Linked DNA regions of Homo sapiens: region 2 is linked to region 1. A link is a loop called in an ENCODE intact Hi-C map of the cell type or tissue named here. Cell type or tissue: gastrocnemius medialis. All regions are shown on one strand. Each heading gives the region's core, and the rest is flanking DNA. Links, peaks and the distances in the headings are about the cores only.

Region 1 (12,752 bases), core at 1-8,000:
ATGATGCTATATACACAAAAACATCAGAGCATCTACAGATAAACCATTAAAACACATAAGAAGATTCAGCACAATGGATGGATCTGAAGAATAACCAAGAACGTCTTGTTTCATCACATATCAAGGCAATTATCATAAGAAAGCTCAGAACCAGATCCCTATATATACAGGAACTTGACTTATAATAAAGGTAACGGAATAAAAACAGTCAAGGGTAGTGTCATTACTGATAACTGGGAAAAACAATAAATACAATTAGGTCCCTATATTACACCATGCACAAAAATAAATTTCAGATTAATTAAAACCCTAAACATGTATTAGAAGAAAACATATAAAAATACATTTAAAACCTTAGAGTAGAAGAAAAATTATTAAACAAGACCCTAAAAAGCTTGACACATGAAAACCTATGGCTCTGTATGTCAAGAGACATCATAAATAATGTTAACCAACAGGTTGGGAGAAGATACTTGCATCAGTTATAAACAAGAAAAGGTTAATAACCAGAAAATTTAAAGTAAGTCTTAGAAACAAAAAATAAAAGAACAAACAACCCAGCAGGAACATGGGCAAAAGATACAACCAAGAAATTCATAAAGGAGGAAAATATAAATGAGTAAAAGACCAAAAAAAGGTGATCAGTTTATCTAATCATCATGGAAATGCCCTTTAAACTATAACCCCACACCCATTAGACTGGCAAAGTGTTAACATGAGAAGAGAACAGTGATAGTAAGAATGTGGGAAAAGAGGAATTCTCAATGCCTGTTATTTGAAAAACAATGTGGTACTTACCTAGTGAACATAAAAATTTACCTAGATATTAAAGAAACTCTTTTTTTTTTTTGAGCCGGAGTTTTGCTCTTGTTGCCCAAGCTGGAGTGCAGTGGCACTATTTTGGCTCACTGCAACCTCCACCTCCCGGGTTCAAGTGATTCTCCTGCCTCAGCCTTCTGAATAACTGGGATTACAGATGCCCGGCACCACAACTGGCAATTTTTTTTTTTCTTAAATAGAGATGGGTTTTCACTATGTTGGCCAGGCTGGTCTCAAACTTATGACCTCAGGTGATCCACCTGCCTCGGCCTTCCAAAGTGCTGGGATTACAGGAGTGAACCACTGTACCCAGCCAAAGAAACTTTTATGTATAAAATAGGAGATATGTGTGAGGATATTTGCTGCAGGGCTGGCTGTAACATTGAAAATTTGTAACAGGCTGTTTATCTCTAGGGAATGTATTTGTAGAAAAATATATTTTTCAAAGATGGTATATTCATGTAATGCAATACTAATCAAAAGTTAATGGGACTGAATATATCTATGCATATTTAAACCTCAAAATCCATGTTGAAAAAGTATACTATAGAAAATATATACAGTATTACATAAATTATGTAAATGTAATATTCTATATTGCTCAGATACCTGTGTGTGTATATATATAAAATACACACATAATTATTAAAAATAGATTAAAATACTGCAGACAAATCAATTGTTAATATTGTATTACTTTTAAACAGGATTATGCAAATATGATAACATATTAACAAAATAATAATATGATAAAATATTATCAATTACATTCTGTTGTATGATATAGTGTCTTCGCCTATATTCTTTTATATATTTAAAAAATTTCCCCAAACAAAAAATTAAATGTAAAAGATATTTATTCTTAGCTTTTCCTTTAAGGACTGATTTTATACACAGATAAAACAAGAGCATTAATTTTTGACACACTTCTAGATTGCATCTTGATCTCAACCTTCCTCCCAGCATCTGGACACTTACTTGTGATTATGAGTACTCAGGTTATTGTCTCTCTCTGACAGCTCTCTGAGCTGAGTAAGATAAATAGTCACTTTTCTTTCTCGAGCCTGGAGCCCTGGCATTCTCCTGTTAAAATCCTCCTTTTTTTCCTCCCATGAGAGAAAGCAGCATGTAATCCAAGGACAGAAGAGTCTTCTGTAGCTTTACTCTCTAGATCAGTGATTATCAACTAGAGGTGATTTTGTTTCCCCTGGCCCCAGGGGACATTTGGCAATGTTTGGAGACATTTTTGGTTGTCACAACTAAGATGCTACTGACATTTGGTGTGTAGAAGCAGGGATACTGCTAAACATCCTACAAAATACAGGACAGCTCCCCCACAACAAAAAATTATCTGACACGAAATGTCAATAGTGTGGAGTTTGAAAAACTTTCCTCTAAATCCTAGAAGATGAGTGGAATAAAATCTCCACTCATTCTAGGAAGCTGCTCTCAGGTAGGAAGCTAGCTGCTCTTTTAACCTAATATTAAATGAGCAGCTAGGGTATGTATCTGCAGAAAAACATATTTTTCAAATGTGGTATATTCATGTAATGCAATACTAATCAAAAGTTAATAGGACTGAATATAACTATGCATATTTAAATTTATCTGGCATTTGAGGTTTCTTCTCTATCTGGCATTTGTGAGGGTCTCCTTAGCATTAGGTTCCTTTTAGCCTGTTCAAGGTGGTCATATTCCTTATAACAAACCAAATATTTAACTACACAATCATTTTTTAAAATCCTGATATTTCTTAGCTCCATTAATGCCATAATGTTCTAAGATAGCAATTAAAGGTGTATAATAGATTTATATATTCATTTGACAAATCTTTACTGTGTTCTTACTATATATAAGCCACACACTGTTTTAGGAACTAAGGATACAATGATGAGCAAGAACAAACAAGGTCCTTTACCAAGTGGCAGCTTAGAGTCTAGCGGGGAAGCCAGAAATTCATGAAATAATCACACTAGTAAAAATCTGCAATTATGGATCATGGCTATAAAAACATCTGAGACAGATACATGAATGGAGGAACTTGATCTAACAGTTATGGAAGGAAGAGAAGGCTCTCTTTAAGTATGTAATGACTAAGCTGGCATCTGAAGGATGAGTAGGTGTTAACTAAAGGAAATCAAGAGGAAGCAAGCTGGATTGAGGGAGAAACATGTGCAAAGACCCTGGGGGAAGGAAGACAACATGGTGAGTATGAAAGACTCAAAGAAAGCCACTGAACTTGGAGTAGATTAAACAAAAGCTCTGAAGTGGCAGTGAAAGTAATAAAGCAGCTCTGCCAAAAATAGACTAAGAGGAGTGTTCCTACCTTGATGCCAGTGTGTCACATGGCGATCCTTTCCTCTTATGTGAGTCTGGGTTAGCAGGGTCGGATGAACTGTCCCCGAGGCCACTCATGTTGAAAAACTTCACACCTAAACAGGAAGGACAACAGTAAGAAATCTACCCTTATGACCTTTCCAACCAAATAAAGGTAGGGAAGCTCCCCTCTGTTAGAAAATTTCTAAAAATTGTGCTATATCAATGAATAGATAATTACAGCCATCATAAAAACATGAAGATCTACATAAAAGTACAGAGGTCATCAGATAGTGTTTCTATACTTTCTTTTCTACATCTGTAAAATAAAATTAATAATCCTTTGTGAAATTGTTACAACCAATTAGGATGAAAACATGGTTAGAATAATTAAATAGATACTGAGATTTTTTTTTCCAAAGAGAAAATAATCATTTTCACGTGTAAATGTAGAAGCCGAATGTTGAACTGGAGTCAGAGAAATTATTCTTTGCATTTATTATTTAGAAGCTGCTTTTCAAAAGAATTTAAAATAACTTTCACTCATAAGGTTTGGGATTTTATATTGATAGGAAGATAAATAGTACATACATAATTAAGTTAAAGTGATAAACTAGATTTAGATTTTGAATTGTACGCTGTGAGTTCTATACTCCTAACCTTTTGTTTATGTAGTCAGGCAACAAAGATCAAATGTTTAGTCTATGTTAGGATCTTGGTATAGATCCCAGAGAACACAAAGTCATTCCGCCTAGCACACCAGCCAGGTCTCTCACATGTTGCACCAGTTAGCAACTGCACTTAAAGATCCCTGCTGATCTGTCCCTCATCAACCATTATTCTCCATATAATCCCTAATGAAACTCAGAATCCTATCCTTGGTCTTACAATCATCACTACCTTTTGGATTTTATTAGTGCCAAACAACACACTTCACCATTCTCTTTTACTCCATCTACCCTTATAAAAGGAAAGAAAATTCTTGTTAAATGGGAGAACCTTTAGCTTTTCCTTAAATTCTAAATTATTAAACTACAGCACTGTATGTTAGCAGCCATACTGAAAAACTTTATTATAAAGAATGCTGAGAATCTCTCACATGGCTTTAACTGGTATGTCTGAGTAAACCCTTTTCTCTAGTCTTAAAACTGACTCTGCTTCTAGCCCTTTTCTGAAGATTAATGACTGTCATATTTTTTGGTGTACAAATAATCCCTAACATTTTAATCATGAACTTATTATTTCATGCAACCAAAAAGGCACATTTTCAATTTCTCCATATTAGAAGTGCTATTTATGAAAATTTCCAACTCTTAGGATCATAATTTTACAATTTTTTATTCTTCTCTTTTACTCATTTCTAACTGGCATTCAGATCCTGCTAATTTTTCCTTAACAAGATTGTCTCTTCCTTCTTCATTCCCAGATACAGTTATAATCCTCATTTGGAACCAAATACCTAATTGTAGATTAATGCAAGATCCTTTAATCTTGCTTCTCAATTCTAGTCATTCTCACTTCTAATCTGTCCTATAAACAGCAGCAAAAGCATCCCTGCTTAAGTATCATTTTCAAGGTCTCATTTCCCTGATAAGGAGTCAACTAGATTTGCCTACTGCAACATGGTAGTTAAAAGGATGGGCTTCCGTGCCGGGAAGAAATGAAGAGAAAAGGGAACTCGTATACATTTTTAGTGGGAATGTAAATTAGCGTAGCCATTTGGAAAAGAGCATGGAGGTTCTTCAAAAAACTAAAAATAGAACTACTATATATCTGATACAGCAATCCTACAAATATGCATATGTCCAAAGGAAATGAAATCAGTATGTTGAAGAGATATGTGCACTCCAATATTTATGTGGCAGTATTCACAATAAGCCAACATATGAAATCAACCTAAGTGTCCATCAACAGATATATGGGTAAAGAAAATGTGGTATATATACACAGTGAAATATACCAGACAGCCACAAAAAAGAATGAAATCTTGTTATTCATGGCAACATGGACAAACTTGGAGGGCATCATGCTAGGTGAAATAAGCCAGCCACAGGACAAACACTGCATATTCTCACTCATGTGTAAACTAAAGAAGTTAATCTCATAGAAGTAGATAGCAGAATAGTGGTTACTAGAGGCTGGGAAGGATGTGAGGAGGAGAGGATAGCCAGAGGTTGTTTAACAGATCCAAAAGTATAGCTAAATATGAGAAATTAGTTCTAGTGTTCTATAGCATTGTAGGTAACTATAATTAACAACAATTTATTTTCGAATAGCAAAAAGAGTAGATTTTGAATGTTCCCAATGCGAAGAAATGAAAAATGATTGACGTGAGGGACATGCTAATTACTCTGATTTGATCACACACATTGTACACATGTATCAAAGTATCACACTGTACCCTATAAATATGTTCAATTATTATGCAACAATTAAAAATAATAATAAAAGCAAAAACAAAACAAAACAAAAAACCAGCATGGGCTTTGGGGCCAGAAAAACTTTGTTTAAATCCTGGATTAAACACTACCTGCCTGTCCTTGGGCAAAGTCTCTCTATAAACCTATTTCCTTCTCATGTATTTCTTGTCTCAGTTGGTACACTGCAGTCATTCTAGCCTCTTCTCTCATATCCTGCATGCAAGCAAATGTCAGTTTTTACTTCTTCCTTTTTTTTTTTTTTTTTTTTTGAGACGGAGTCTCGCTCTGTCGCCCAGGCTGGAGTGCAGTGGCGGGATCTCAGCTCACTGCAAGCTCCGCCTCCCGGGTTCACGCCATTCTCCTGCCTCAGCCTCCCGAGTAGCTGGGACTACAGGCACCTGCCACCATGCCCGGCTAATTTTTTGTATTTTTAGTAGAGATGGGGTTTCACCATGTTAGCCAGGATGGTCTCGATCTCCTGACCTAGTGATCTGCCCACCTCGGCCTCCCAAAGTGCTGGGATTACAGGCGTGAGCCACCATGCCCGGCCATTACTTCTTAAATATTTCCAAAATCCATCCTTTCTTCATATTCTCCTTTACCAAGATCTCAATTCAGGTTCTCATTTAACTCTTTTGCTGGACTACTAAAATAGCTTCCCAAATAGCTTCTCCCTGTTTCCGGTCTTGTCCTCCTTAAGTTTATCCTCTGCAGACCCACCAGAGTAGGCTACCAAGTGTATATCTAATCATGTCAATCTCTTACTTAAAACCCTTCACTAAATCCTCAATGCCCATAGGACAACATCCAATCTCCTAAACATAATATATAAAGTTTGCATCTGCTCTCACCTATTGTGTGAGTCTATTATAGGATCTGGTGAATGAATTACTAAATGACAGTCCAATCAAGTGTTCATAGATTATATATGCCATGTATTATGTATTGCATATTACTATATGATCTACATATAAATAAAATTATGTTATATATATCATCTGTATATACAAGCATATAGATTATATATGTTAACTTTAGTTTCAACTTCAAGAAAAGACTTTAAAAATAAAATCCTTGGTAATATGTACTCAGCAAAGGTAAATATTAGACAAAAAGGTAAATACTAGCCAAAAAACTTTAAATTGATCTCAGTGTGGGAGAAGACCAATTTAAATTAGCTGCAAATATTTACTGAGCTCTTACCATATGCCAACCTCTGTTCTACGCACTAGAGATAGAGCAGTGAATAAAATTTACAAAATAACTGTCCTCATTAAGTTTCATTCTATTGTGACAGAGACAACAACACATAAAATTAAAAAGTAAGTTATAATACTTACTCTGGAGAAAAATAAAGCAAAAACAGAGGCTTAGGTATGTGGAAGTGGAAGGGAAGCAAGTAAGGTAATTAGGAAAGGATTCACTGAAAAAGTGAGAGATATGAACAAAGGTAAGAAGGGGGTAAGGGAGAGACAGCCAAGAGAATGATAAATGGAAGAAGGGTGCTTCTGGCAAGGGGAGGTAGAAGGACCTTAAAGCAGGAGCATAACTGCTTTTTGAGAAACATGAAAGAGGTGAGCATGGCTAGAACCTGGGGGATGGGGGAGTAAGTGACGAGTTCAGAGAGATAATAGGAGGCTATACCATGTAAGGTCTTAAAAGTCATTGCAAGGACTAAGTCCCAGTGACTGAGGCAGTCACTGGAGGATTAACAACAGAAGGATGATAGGATTTGACTTTTATTCTAAGACTTCCTCTGTGAAGAGTAAGTACAATCTTTCTCATCTTAGTAATCCGGTATCTGAATGTCCACAATCTTTCTCATCTTAGTAATTTGGTATCTGAATGTCCACTTGTTAACTGGATGTTTTCATTTGGATATCCCACTGTCACCTCAAATTAAACATGTATAAAAAATGATATACTTTTAAATTTCAGATTTCTGTTAATGATAAATGAGATGAACTGCATTACAGATTAATGTCTTAAAAAACAATTTATTAAACCTTCTATGGGGGTGACTGGAGAGGAAGGAACACACAATAAGGAAAATATAGAAGCCTAGTTGGCCTTTGCAAAATTTACAATTTAATATGAACAACCCCAATGCAAGGCAAATATACCAGACTTGCAACAGCCACCACAAAACAAAGTCAAAAGACCAACATGGTTTTGTTACCATCCATTCTAAAACTCAAACACAAAATAAAAATAATCAGTCCATTGTATTACTGGAACTAACAAAATATACACCTTGTTTTCCTGCAGAGATTCACAGAAGCATAAATAAGATTAACCAAAGTTCACATAAGTAAAGAAGTCATATAATTTCATATAAATAAAATGTATTTTAAAATTTAGTAATACAAAAATGAAATAATGCAATAAATTTGTAATAATGAAGCATCAATTCTAAACTTTTCTACAAAAGTAGAAACAAAAGAGAGAAGAAAATGCTGAACAAGGAAGTTGAAAGACATGACTTTAGAATTTGCCCAATTCAAAAGAAAAGAGTTGGCTAACGCTTACTTCATGTTCAGGGGCCATTTTTTGTTTCCTTAGCTGCTCATCTTTTCGGCCTCCAATGAAATTAGGTTATGTCCATCTAAGAATTTATCCATCTGAAATTCTACTTGTTCTCAAAATAATCCTGGGCCTATGTTTTTTTATTACAATGTGCTATAAGTTACAATTATTTTGTCTCCCTTTTGGGATTGTGAACTCAAAGCCAGTTATTAGATCTTTTTATTGTATATCCAATATCTAACACAATACCTAAAGGATAGAGAAACTAAATAAATAGGTGATGAATTAAAAACAATTAACCTATCTTACTAATACAACATTTAAGATTTCTAAAACAAAGATATTTAATTTGTATGGTTAAATATTTTCTGAAATATTTTTAAAATCTTTGAAATTATTTCTTATAATTGAGAAACATGAAATTTCTTAAAATCCTTATTGTCTTTCAATGGGAAAAAAACAGCAAACTGCCTTCTTGGTCTAGAAATTAGGGAATATTCTAATTTTGAAAAAGTAAAGATCTATTATTTTGTAAAAAAACAACCCGTGATATTTCACAGTACTACAAACCCAAGCCATGCTGCAGTTACATGATCTGAATAATACAATCTCACAGATTGAATAATTTTGAGTAATAAATACCTCTGGATCTAAAGCAAGATTCCCATATGTACTACCCTTAGACTACTAGCTGGAGATTCACAACTGCTATATCTGAGATTCTGGGGCTAGGGAGAGCAAACAACAAACAACAGCAGCCAGACAGGCTGGCCTACTGAAATAAGAGCCAAGAGCTGAAGAGCTATGAGACAGTCACCCATAATTTGCTGATAGTATGATTCTGGTATTAACTGCTTCCTGTTTACAAAACACAATAAACAAGGCAATGTAAAACTTCTCATGAGGAAAAACTATTACAGTTGTATTTATGTGAAATGGCTTTGTATTTCGCAGTCAGGGTACTTAAATAAGAATCATTAAGAAAATAAATGCTGGTTTCAGGAAACCAATTTGCATATCACTATTTAAAAAGAGGTAAGGTTTCTAAGTAAAAGTACCCTGTTGATTTAAAAAGAGTTGCTAAATTATACCCAATCTTATGCAATCTCTAGAGAGTAGTTTTAGGAACTAGAAACTACATTTATCTCTGTTCAAATGTACCAGACTAAACCAAACAGGTGAAGGCTAAAGAAATAGAACTGTGCCTTATAATTCAGTTGAATTTAAATTTCTACATAAGAAATCTGTCATTCATTTCTTGGATTTAGCTGAGAACTGCATAATTTTAAAAAGTCCCTGCCAATTAGTTAATAAACATTTCTAATAATATATTTAAAAATGCTTAGCAGGCAGTTAGCACGAAGAAGCATTTATATATAGTGAGAAGGATACTCTGAGAGCTAAATATCCCCAAGTTAATAGTTGTATGAAGGGCATCACACAGGAAAAACATGATAAATAGAGATCTGAACTAGGTAATTTCCAAAAAAATGTTTCTCAAACTGGAGTCCTAAGACACGTAAGGGTCTTTGAAACAAGTTTTCATTTTAGCTGTTCATTTCAATGACAACCAAAATCTTTCTCATGTGGTAAGGAAGGATAGGGACTTCAGGATTTTCACTGCCTTTTTAATAATTGAATAATATTCTATTGTTTGGAGATGCCATATTTTGTTTATCCATTCACCAGTGGATGGATATTTAGGTAGTTTTCACTTTTTGAATATTATCAGTAATGCTGCTGTGAACATTTATGTACAAGTTTTTATGTGGCCATGTTTTTAATTCTCTTGAGTATTTAACTAGGAGTGGAACTGTTAGGTTATACAGTAACTCTTTAACTTTTTGAGGAATTATCAAAGCCAGTTTTCCACAGTAACTACACCATTTAAAATTCCCACCAGTAATGTACAAGGGTTCCAGTTTTCCACAACCTCACCAAATAAAGAGTTATTTCCTGTCTTTAAAAAATTACAGCCATCCTTGAGGGTGTGAAATGGTATCTCATGGTTTTGATTTCTATTTCCCTAATCACTAATGACACCAAGCATCTTTTCTTGCACTCATTGGCCATTTGTATGTCTTATTTGGAGATGTGTCTATTCAGCTCCTTTGCCTATTTTTTAAAAACTAAATTTTACTGTGTATATTTATGATTTACAACATGATGTCATGAGATGAGGATATGTAGTAAAATGGTTATTATATATATTATGATGGTTATATTATTATTGTAAATGAACAAATGAACATATCCATCATCTCCCATAGTTACCCATTTTTCCCCACTATGGCAATGTTTTATTCTCTATCTCTGTATATTTGCCTTTGTTTTTAAAGATGCCTCATGTAAATGAGATTATGCAATATTCTTCTTTCTGTGTCTGACTTATTTCACTTAGCAAAATGTCCTCCAGGCTCACCTATGTTGTGGCAAATGGCAGGATCTCCTCCTTTTTAATGGCTGAATAATATTCCATTGCATATATATATTACAACTTCTTTATCTATTTGTCCACTGAGCAACCCCTAGGTTGTTTCCATGTCTCAGCTATTGTGAATAATGCTGCAATGAACATGGGAGTGCAGACAGCTTTATGAGCTGATTTCATCTCTTTTGGGTATATACCCAGAAAAGGTATTGCTGGGTCATATGTTAATTCTGAGTCATATGTTAATTTCCTTAGGAGTATCTATACTGTTTTTCATAATGGCTGCTCCATTCTAAGTTCCCATCAAAAGGGTACATGGGTTCCCTTTTCTCAACACCTTTGCCAATACTTGTTATCTTTTGTCTTTTTGATACAGGTTGAGCATCCCAAATCTAAAAATCCCAAACCTAAAATGATCCAAAATCCAAAAATTTTTGAATGCCAACATAACACTCAAAGGAAATGCTCATTGGAGCATTCTGCATTTCAGATTTTCGATGCTCAACTGGTAAGTATAATGCAAATATTCTAAAATCCATAAAAATCCAAAATATCAAACAATCCTGGTCCCCCAAACATTTTTGATAAGGGATACTCAACTTGTAACAGCTATCCTAATAGCTGGTAGATGTGAGGTGATAAAGTGGCTTTTACTTACATTTCCTTGATCATTTTATGATGTTGAGCAACTTTCATATACTTGTTGGCCATTTTTATGTCATCCTTAAAGAAATATCTTTTCAGGTCCTTTGCCTGATCTTTATCTGGGTTATATGTTTTCTTGCTATTGAGTTGTAGGATTTTGGGTTGGGTTTAACTTGTCTTTTTATTGAGTCATAAGAGTGCTTTACATTCGGGGTATTAGACCCCTATCAGATATATGACTTACAGATGATTTTCTCCAATTCTGTGGTTTCTCTTTTCATTTTCTTTACAGTATTCTTTAATGAACAAAAGTTTTTAATTTTAATGAAGTCCAACTTATCTACTTTTTCTTCTTTAATAGGTCCAATGTCTGGCCCCCTTAGGGACAGATACTACTGATTGTTATTTTTCCTGTATATGGGCCAAATATTTTTGTTTCTTTGCATGCCTCCTAATTTTTGTTGAATACTAGATATTTTGAAGCTAATTGAATGGGTAGGGATTTCCTGAAATCCCTGGAAACAAAAGTTCTCTCAAAATCCACAATGCCAGGGCCCAAATTGAGATGGTAGTTATCCTTGGCCCAGAGAAGAGACCCTGCTCCCCTAAGCTTCTACCATAAATCACTGCCAACGTTCTTAACCATTATGGCCAAGAATAAAAAGCAAAATCAAATAAATGGATTCAAAGCAATCAATGAATTCTTAAAAATCAAAACACCATTTAATCTTATTTCATATTCTACTATAAAATACTAGATTTTTCTTATAGTGCTTTTTGTAAAAGAGAATCCTGTGCAGTCTTTTAAATTTATTATGCTAATAATAAAGACATTATCAAGGATTTGGTAACTTGCCCTCTAAATGTATCTTAATGTTTGAAACAATATATTTAATACGTCTGTGTTTACCACTAAAAGCTTATTCCACAGACTAAGCGACAATGCTTTTTTTCTTTGCATTAATTTTTCTAAATACAAATAAGTTTGAAAAAAGAAAAGTTTATTTTGTTTTCTATTAACAAATACATAGAAAAAGGAAAACCAAATTAGTTTTAAAACCTAATATTTTCCTCATATTGGCTTCATTTAAAATTTAATTTTAAGATGAAGAATAAACATTTGCCTTATTAAAATATTCCTAGTATATTCACGACTGAGGGAAAATAGCATTGTATCACATATTTGTGGCAGCTATCTTATTAGAACAAATTAGCAAAATAACTCAACATTTCCTTATGAAACTATGAATCCAGTTATCTTAAGAGTGACATAGAGTTATGCAGGTATACTGCACATGTCTTCCAAAATCCACTTTAATTTGTGTTGGTATTTCTTGAGGAAAAATCAGTCGTCCTAACTATAGCTATCTTCAGCTGGTATAAACAAGAATATAAGTATTTAATATTTACTTGCAGGCGTACAAAAGAGTTTTATAAGAGTTTAGCAGAAGCAGCCTTAAAAAAGTAAATGATCATTTTGCTTTGTCATTTGCACAGACAAAACTGAGTGATAAAAATTTCAGTGTTGCTGGGTGCAGTAACATGTGTCTATAATCCCAACTACTCAGGAGTCTGAGGTGGGAGAATTGTTTGAG
Region 2 (8,000 bases), core at 1-8,000, 63 kb before region 1:
GTTGTTTAAGCCACCTAGTCAGTGGTATTTTGTTATAGTAGCCCAAATAGAATCTTTTTTTAAAAACTAAAACAGCCTTGGAGTTTTAAGGGAAAGCTTATTGAGGTAGAATTTCTCATTCGAATGAATGAAGAATAAGTAGATTTAAGGATGCTTCCCAAAATGTACTTAATGCTAGTTACTGAACATTATTAACTACATAATACATGCAAGGCTCACTTCTAAGTGAATATATTCAATATTTAGTATAACTGAGAAATAAAAGTTACATAAACACATTTACTTTTAAATGTATATAATTACAGCTTTCGATTAACCTCATCTCTATCATGACAAATGATATAGAAATCAAATTCTGTAGGATTCTGAAAAACACAACAAAATAAAACAACAAAAAAAAAGGGAAATAATCACTTACTTTCTGTCATTATTTAAATCAGAAAGTTGGTCAAAGATTATCTAAAACTGTCCCATTGGCTCTGCCTACATGTTAATTCCTCAATCTTATTTCAAGAAATCTAATCTTAATTATTATAACCAAAATTAATTAATTTAAAAGTCTAAGAAAATTTACATGGCTGTCCACTGTCTACTAGCAATACTAAGTTTTGCAAGATAGTTTATTTGACTCAGTAATAGGACACAGTATCTAATTTTACTAGTCTTGAAAAAAATGTTAAGAAAATAAGTTGGATAAAATATTTTCAAAATAAGATTCATATGCTGAGTTTGGTGACTAAGCAAACAAAAACAAACAAAAAAATCCCCATACTAATAAAATTTTAAGTCAAAAAAAAGTTTTGTTTGGATAGACTGCATGCTTAAAAGAAGTTGGTTTTTATTCTGAAAGTCATTTCAACCTTTTGCGACTTTCTTTAGAAACTGCCTTCTGTAAAAAATGTGAAGGTATGCTTCACGTATTTCTTCTAGGAAATACACAGGCTCTCTCTCTTTGTCCAGAGAATAAATGAAATATTTTTGGTCATTTCTGTGACACAAACATGAGTAAGTATACATGTAATACAGGACAATACAGTCATTTCTGCTGGAAACAGGCAGCTGAAGTAGGGGCAGAAAACAAGCCCTAGGGATCCCCCGATCAAGCTATTAACATTCGTTATCATCTTTGCAAAGGGCTCAACATCATACTTCCTCCATTTAAAATATAGCTAAAAGGGACACTGAACCCAGCAAACAAAACAAAACAAAACAAAACAAAACAAAAAACAAACAAAAAAACCCCCCTTATATTAAGAAATAATTTAAAAATTTCTGTCACTTCCAAGATTAGGATATAGAAAAAAATTTCTGTACACCAAGTAGAAAGCATTTTCTTAACCATGAGGGTGGCTTTTGCACATTCTACTCTTCTAACAGTTGATTTAGTATCTACTGATTTTGATATTCACAGTTAATTTTCTTCAGCTGTTGTTAAGGAAGTTTCTGGTTTAGTTTTGTGTTACATTTGGCAGTAACTGCACAGCAGTTACAGTGTTTTATTTTTTTCAAAACATGATGTAGACAAAGAACTCATTTTTCTAACATATAAAAAATTCTATAAATCAATAGGATAAAAACCCAGTAAGACAATAGGTAGAGAATATGAACATAAATGAATATTATAAAATCATTAAAATATGATCTAATTCACAATAAAAGAAATATAGATTAAAATGACATTGAGATACCTAAAAGAATAAAACCATCAGATGGGCAAAAATGAGAAAGTACATAATTCAATGTATTGGCAAGGATATGCAGAAATGGAAACATTATCAGTTAGGGTGTAAGCTGAAACAACTGCTGGAAAGGACTATTTGGCAATATCTATCTTTTGACCCAGCAATTCTATTCAGAACTTGTATCTCAGATATACCGTCACATGTGGTAAATTATCTCTACATAAGATTATTCATTACAGCTTTGTGATAGCAAAAGATGCCTATCAGGCTACTGGTTAAGTAAATTCTGGTACAACTGTAAGAAGTTGTACAGCTATAAAAAAAGAATAAAGATGCTCTTTATGCACTGATACAGAATGACATCCATAGAACATTAAGTGAAAAAGTGACTAAGATACAGAACAGCTAATGTGTATAGTATGACACTATTTGTATTTTAAAAAGGGAAGTCTATGTACGTAATTTTTGAAGGTACAGAAAAAACGATACTGCCAGGAAAGATATTTTTCACTATATATTTTAAAAACTTTTTTGAATGTTGAACCGTGAATATCTTAATCACTAAAAATAAATAAACAAATATACAAAAACCATGAAATGTAACTTCAAAGGATTTTTTTTTTTTTTTTTTTTTGGAGACAGGGTCTCACTGTCGCCCAGGCTGGAGTGTAGTGGCATGATCTCGGCTCACTGCAACCTCCACCTCCTTGGGTTCAAGTGATCCTCCTGTCTCAGCTCCCCAAGTAGCTGGGACTACAGGTGCATACCACCATGCCTGGCTAATTTTTGTATTTTTTGCCCATGTTGCCCATTTTTCACCATGTTGCCCAAGCTGAAAAATGGATCTTTTTAGGTACTGAAAATGTTGCATACGAAAATAGTGATTTTTATAGTTATACAATATTTTTGATTTACTGTGAATTAATAAGATTAAAAAAAAATTATCCCAGAATGTTTATGTTCACAGAACACAAAAACAACTGCCTCACACGGTCATTCACTTATTCCAGTGATGTCAATGCTTAAATATTTTTGGAATTCTTCAGGAACTATCTCAACCAGTCCACAGGTCCTTCAAGAAAATAAGTTTCCTCATAGGTACACTTTTTAGTTTTTGATTTAAAAAAAACAGCATTATTCTTTTTAGATCAACGTATTTGGTTCCACATGACTGGAAATTTTCAAAAGTGAAATCTACCCTCAAACAATAGGGATTTGAAGATAGTCAAAAGGACACAGCAAAGGTTTTGAAGGTACTGACAAACAGGCATGCTGTACACATTCTGATCAACAGTACCCTCATAAAAGCTATCTCCATTGAAAAAGCAGTATTTACCTGGATGTGCTCTGGTAGAACATTTCTAACAAAATTACTTAAATCACTTGGCCACACTGCTTGGGTGTGTGTGTGTGCATACACACAACATGTTTTGAAACCAGGTGGATTGAGATTTAAATCCTGGTTTATTCTACAAATACTACTTTGGGGAAGTTTTTGTCTGTGTGTGTTTATGTGTCTCCCTTTTCTCTGGACCTTTGTTTTCTCATTTGTAAACGAACCCAAGGAGACTTGTGGTTCAATGTGGCAGATATATCACTTATATTTTATTTTCTCTTCAAAAACACCACTGAAATAACTCAAGAAAGAAAAAAGGGGAACACAAATCTACAGCCGAAGGAAAGGCAGAAGAAATTTTCATGGCAGAAGACTAAAACAACGAAGAATTTCTGAAAGACAAAACACAAATGGAAACAAACTGATTGTGAAACTTCAACTAAACTAAAACACTTGCAACAGGAGAAAGAGATTTTCCAAAGAGAGGAATTTTCCCAGAACACCAGAACAACTCCAGGCTCAGTGGTCATTTGAGCAAATAAAGGAACAGGCCATGGGCAATTGCTGGATAATTATGGATGGCTGAACAGCTGCTGCCAGGCCATTGCTCTGAGTGCAGCTGACTCTGGCACCTGTCCATGGGATTACAATTGTGAGCATATGACTCAAAATGGGAGTTCTGCCCAGGGAATCTCCCAAAGGGGGTGCTAGGGCTGCCACAAGGGGTTTCCCCACCTCCAAGGCCTATTCCTCACAACAACTGAGAAGTAGGGCTTCTATAATCAGAATCTACATTCACTGCCAGGGGAAAAGGGCTTCTCACTTTAGCTAAAGAAATACACTAGCTACCAGTATTTTAAAATTCTAGATCTTTTTCAATATATATGGAGAGACAGTCAAAATTTACCAAACATTCAAGAAAAGTCAACAGGAGAAAGAAAGCAACTTTAATGAAGAAAGTAATGTTGAAGAAAAAAGAGTTAGTATAGAAAATGAGTGAACCCCAAATTACAATAAATATCATCATACAGATTAAAAAGTCTATTGCATCCATAAAAAGTAATAGACTCCTAAGAAAAAGAATGTTTAGAAATCTTAAAATTATAGCTATGATGAAATGATCTCAATAGATGGACTGAAGGGCAGGATGGACATAGCTGAAGATTTAGTTTTGATCTGGAAAGTTGAGCTCAGAGATTCTCTCAGAATACAGTGCAAAATGGCAAGGAAAAGAAAAGTATAAGAGAAAAAGATAAGTGTCATGGGGGATAGAGCCATTACTTCTAACTGTGTATCTCAGGTGGTGAAGGAGGATGATAATTAAACTATCCTATGCAAGATATTTGTACGTGACACAGTTCAGCTAAGATTGAAGACTAAAGTAAGGAAAGGTGCTTGATTTTCCTGGGCGGGCACAAACTTAAGATGTGGGCCAATCAATAATAGACTCTGGTTCTAGTAGACAGTAGTGATGGGACAATTTAGAGGTAAGAGTGGGGCAGAGAATTAGAAGTGATTCTTTTCTTCTTCTCTTTATACGCTATCATATTTTTGTTCCCATCTTTTTTCTTTCTTTTTCCTTCTGCAATCCTTAATTCTTTTTTCCTTTTTCACACCCAACTTGTTTCCTTAGCCTTATGGTCTCTGAATTCTTTTTTCTTTCCTGTCTATATCTACACATTGTAGACTGGTTGTCTGCATCTACTGACCTCCCCCATATCTACCTTGGTATCTTCCCCTCTATGCTCTTGGCCTTTGCGAACATATTAGCACGAGGTGAAACAGATTCTGGCCTATTTACATACTTTCACTTATGGAGCTGTACTCCGGAGGGGAAGCCTCAAGGGAGAAAAAAGCTGTTTGCCTCAATACAGACTATGACAGAAAACACCCCACTTTCACAACTTGCAAAGCTAGCAGATACTATTTCTATTAACTCTAGTTTTTATCAAGTTAACACACACACATAATTTTATAAGTCAGAACCAAGAGGCCCATAATAAATAAAGCAGTTTCTTGCCTCACCCCTTCCAGTCACTTAGTTACCTCCTTCTCAATAGAGGCAACCATCTGCAACTCTGAAAACTGTTTTCTTTGGCATTGCCTATTTATTTCTAAATATGCATATATTGCTATTTCTTGATGTCTCCATTTTAGATTTACTGACTTCCCCTCATTATAGATGAGGTCTTAGTTCTTCCACATGTACCTCTCTTACTACCATCCTGGTTCCCAATTCCCTAACAGAGATCATAGTTTTTTATAAAATCAAAAGCTAATATTTTGATTATGATTATGCAAATATTGCTCACTGCTAAGTCAAATTGTGCACTTTGTTCGAACCTCCTCTCTTGTGCCATACTTTCTTTTTTCTGGAGTTAATAATTTTCTTATGTTTTCATTTGTCAGCGGTTCTAGAATTTATCAGATGTTTCAACATTCTGACATAAATCTATCAATAATATTTTCTATAAACTCAAGGAGATCAATTCATTTCTTCTCTGGAGGCCTCCTTTCTAGAGGATTCGCCAGGCCCCCGGTTCAATATGCACTGGTTGTTCCCTAATCTTGTGGATCAGCTGTCATTCCTGGGCTTCCTTTCAGATCCTTTGCTTCCTCCGTCTCTTTTGGTTTTGTCTCTTTTGGTTTTCCCCTGTTTAAGGACATCTTCCAGGACCTTTGCTAGAAAAGGTGAATATATCAAGCAGATAAAATCTGAGGTCTTTTATATCTGAAAATGCTTTATTCTATCTTTACAACTACAAGAAATGTGATAGTTATTGGCTGGAAATCATTCTACTCTCAGATATTTCTAAACTAAACTTCATTGATGTATAATTTACATACAATAAAATGCACCCATTTTAAGTTCAACAAATTTTGTACAGTTCAACAAATTTTGAGAAAGGTATAAACCCAGGACTTTCCACTCAAATCAAGAAAACAGAATATTTCTATCACCTCTAAAATTTCCTTCATGTTCCTTGGCTATCAATCTTCCTAACTCAGGCAAACAATGATCAGACTTCTATTACTACAGATTAGTTTTGCCTGTTTGAGAGCTTAAAAAAAATCTGAATATATATGGCTTTTTTCACTTAGCATGTTTCCAAGAGTAATTCATCCTATGTAATAGTATTATAGTTCCTTCCTTTTCATTGCTGAGCAGTGTTTCATTTTATGAATACACCACTTACTTGTTGACAGACATTTAGTTTGTTCCGGTTTGGGGTTTTTTTTTTTTTTTTTTTTTTTTTTTGGGACAGAGTCTCACTTTGTAGTACAGGCTGGAATGCAATGGTGCGATCTCGGCTAACTGCAACCTCCACCTCCCAGGTTCAAGTGATTTTCGTGCCTCAGCCTCCCTAGAAGCTGTGATTACAGGCGCCCGCCACCACACCTGGCTTTTTTTTTTTTTTGAGACAGAGTCTCATTCTGTCGCCCAGGCTGGGGTGCAGTGGCGCGATCTCGGCTCACTGCCAGCTCTGCCTCCCGGGTTCAGGCCATTCTCCTGCCTCAGCCTCCTGAGTAGCCGCCCGGCTGATTTGTTTTTTTTTTTTTTGTAGTTTTAGTAGAGATGGGGTTTCACCATGTTAGCCTAGTTTTGTATTTTTTTTTAGTAGAGATGGAGTTTCACCATGTTGGCCAGACTGGTCTTGAACTCCTGACCTCAAGTGATCTGCCTGCCTCAGCCTCCCAAAATGTTGGGATTACAGGTGTGAGCCACCGCGCCCACCCAGTTTGGGGCTATTTTGAATAAAACTGTATGGATATTTGTAGTCAAGTATCTTTATGGACGTGGACTTTCATTTCTCTTGGTTAAATACCTAAAAGTTGAACTGTTGGGTTACATGGTAAATGTATGATTAACTTTATGAGAAATTGCTGAACAATGTTCCAAATTTGCTATACCACTTTACATGCCATTAGCAATGTAAAAGTTCAAATTGTTCCACACCCTTGCCATCACTTGCCATCACTTGGTATGGTCAGTTTTTAAAATTTTGGGCATTCTAATGGGTATGCAGTGGTATTGCACTGTAGTTTTAATTTGCATTTCCTTGATGATTAAAGATGTTAAGTATCTTGGCCGGGAGCAGTGGGTCACACCTGTAATCCTGGCACTTTGGGAAGCCAAGGCGGGTGGATCACTTGAGGCCAGAAGTTCTAGACCAGCCTGGCCAAAATGGAGAAACCCCATCTCTACTGAAAATACAAAAAAAATTATCCAGGCATAGTGGTGCACACCTGTAATCCCAGCTACTTGGAAGGCTGAGGCACGAGAATTGCTTGAACTTGAGAGGCAGAGGTTGTAGCGAGCGGCAATCATGCCATTGCACTCCAGCCTAGGCAACAGAGAGACTCAAAAAAAAAAAAAAAAAGATATTAACCATCTTTTCACATGCTGATTTGCCATTTTCATATCTTCCTTTGTGAAATATCTTTTAAAATCCTTTGCCCAGTGTTTAGATTGGACAGTTTTTCCTACTATTGCATTAGTGTGGTACATTTGTTAGAACTGATAAGCCAATATTGACACATTAGTATTAACTAAAGTCCACAGTTTACATTAGAGTTCACTCTTTGTGTTGTACATTCTGTGGATTTTGATATTTTGACCAATACAGAATGACAGGATAGATACATGTCATTGCATACACATGATTTATATATATATATGTGTATATGTCTATGTACATTTATTTATACATGATATGAACACAGGGGATTTTTAGGTATGATACTTATCACATAAAATCCCCTGTGTTCTCCTTATTCATCCTTGCCTTTGGCAACCACTGACAACAAACCCCTGGCAACTCCTGATCTTTTGACTGTCTCCACAGCTTTGCCTTTTCCAGAATACGGCTGGAATTATACAGGATGTGTAGCCTTTTCAGATTGGCTTCTTCTCAGCAATGTCTTTTCATGGCTTGATCGCTTCCAAGTTTTGGCAATTATGGATAAAGCTGCCATAAACA

What was found. Hi-C counts contacts between places; a loop is a spot of excess contacts. Peaks named below come from ENCODE experiments on the same cell type or tissue, not always from the same donor. Only the 100,000 strongest peaks of a DNase experiment are listed, where the experiment ranks them.
Region 2: a loop joins it to region 1, with 2.8 times the contacts of the local background. A loop is called at or near these places in 1 of 110 quality-filtered maps.

What each region holds. Positions count from the first base shown.
Region 1 is chr2:24,649,160-24,661,911 of GRCh38, reverse strand. NCOA1 (nuclear receptor coactivator 1) reads right to left here. Exons shown (of 23, transcript NM_003743.5): 5 at 3,146-3,251. The coding sequence starts at 3,234. Among named protein-coding and RNA genes, the nearest start is that of PTRHD1, 140 kb to the left of the region's middle. In gastrocnemius medialis, for the core only: no CTCF peak of the experiment used is centred there; DNase peaks (open chromatin) are centred at 3,191 and 3,911; H3K4me3 peaks cover 410 bases; H3K27ac peaks cover 7,809 bases.
Region 2 is chr2:24,717,306-24,725,305 of GRCh38, reverse strand. All of the region lies in intron 14 of NCOA1 (nuclear receptor coactivator 1), which reads right to left. Among named protein-coding and RNA genes, the nearest start is that of PTRHD1, 72 kb to the left of the region's middle. In gastrocnemius medialis, for the core only: no CTCF peak of the experiment used is centred there; a DNase peak (open chromatin) is centred at 3,645; H3K27ac peaks cover 3,552 bases.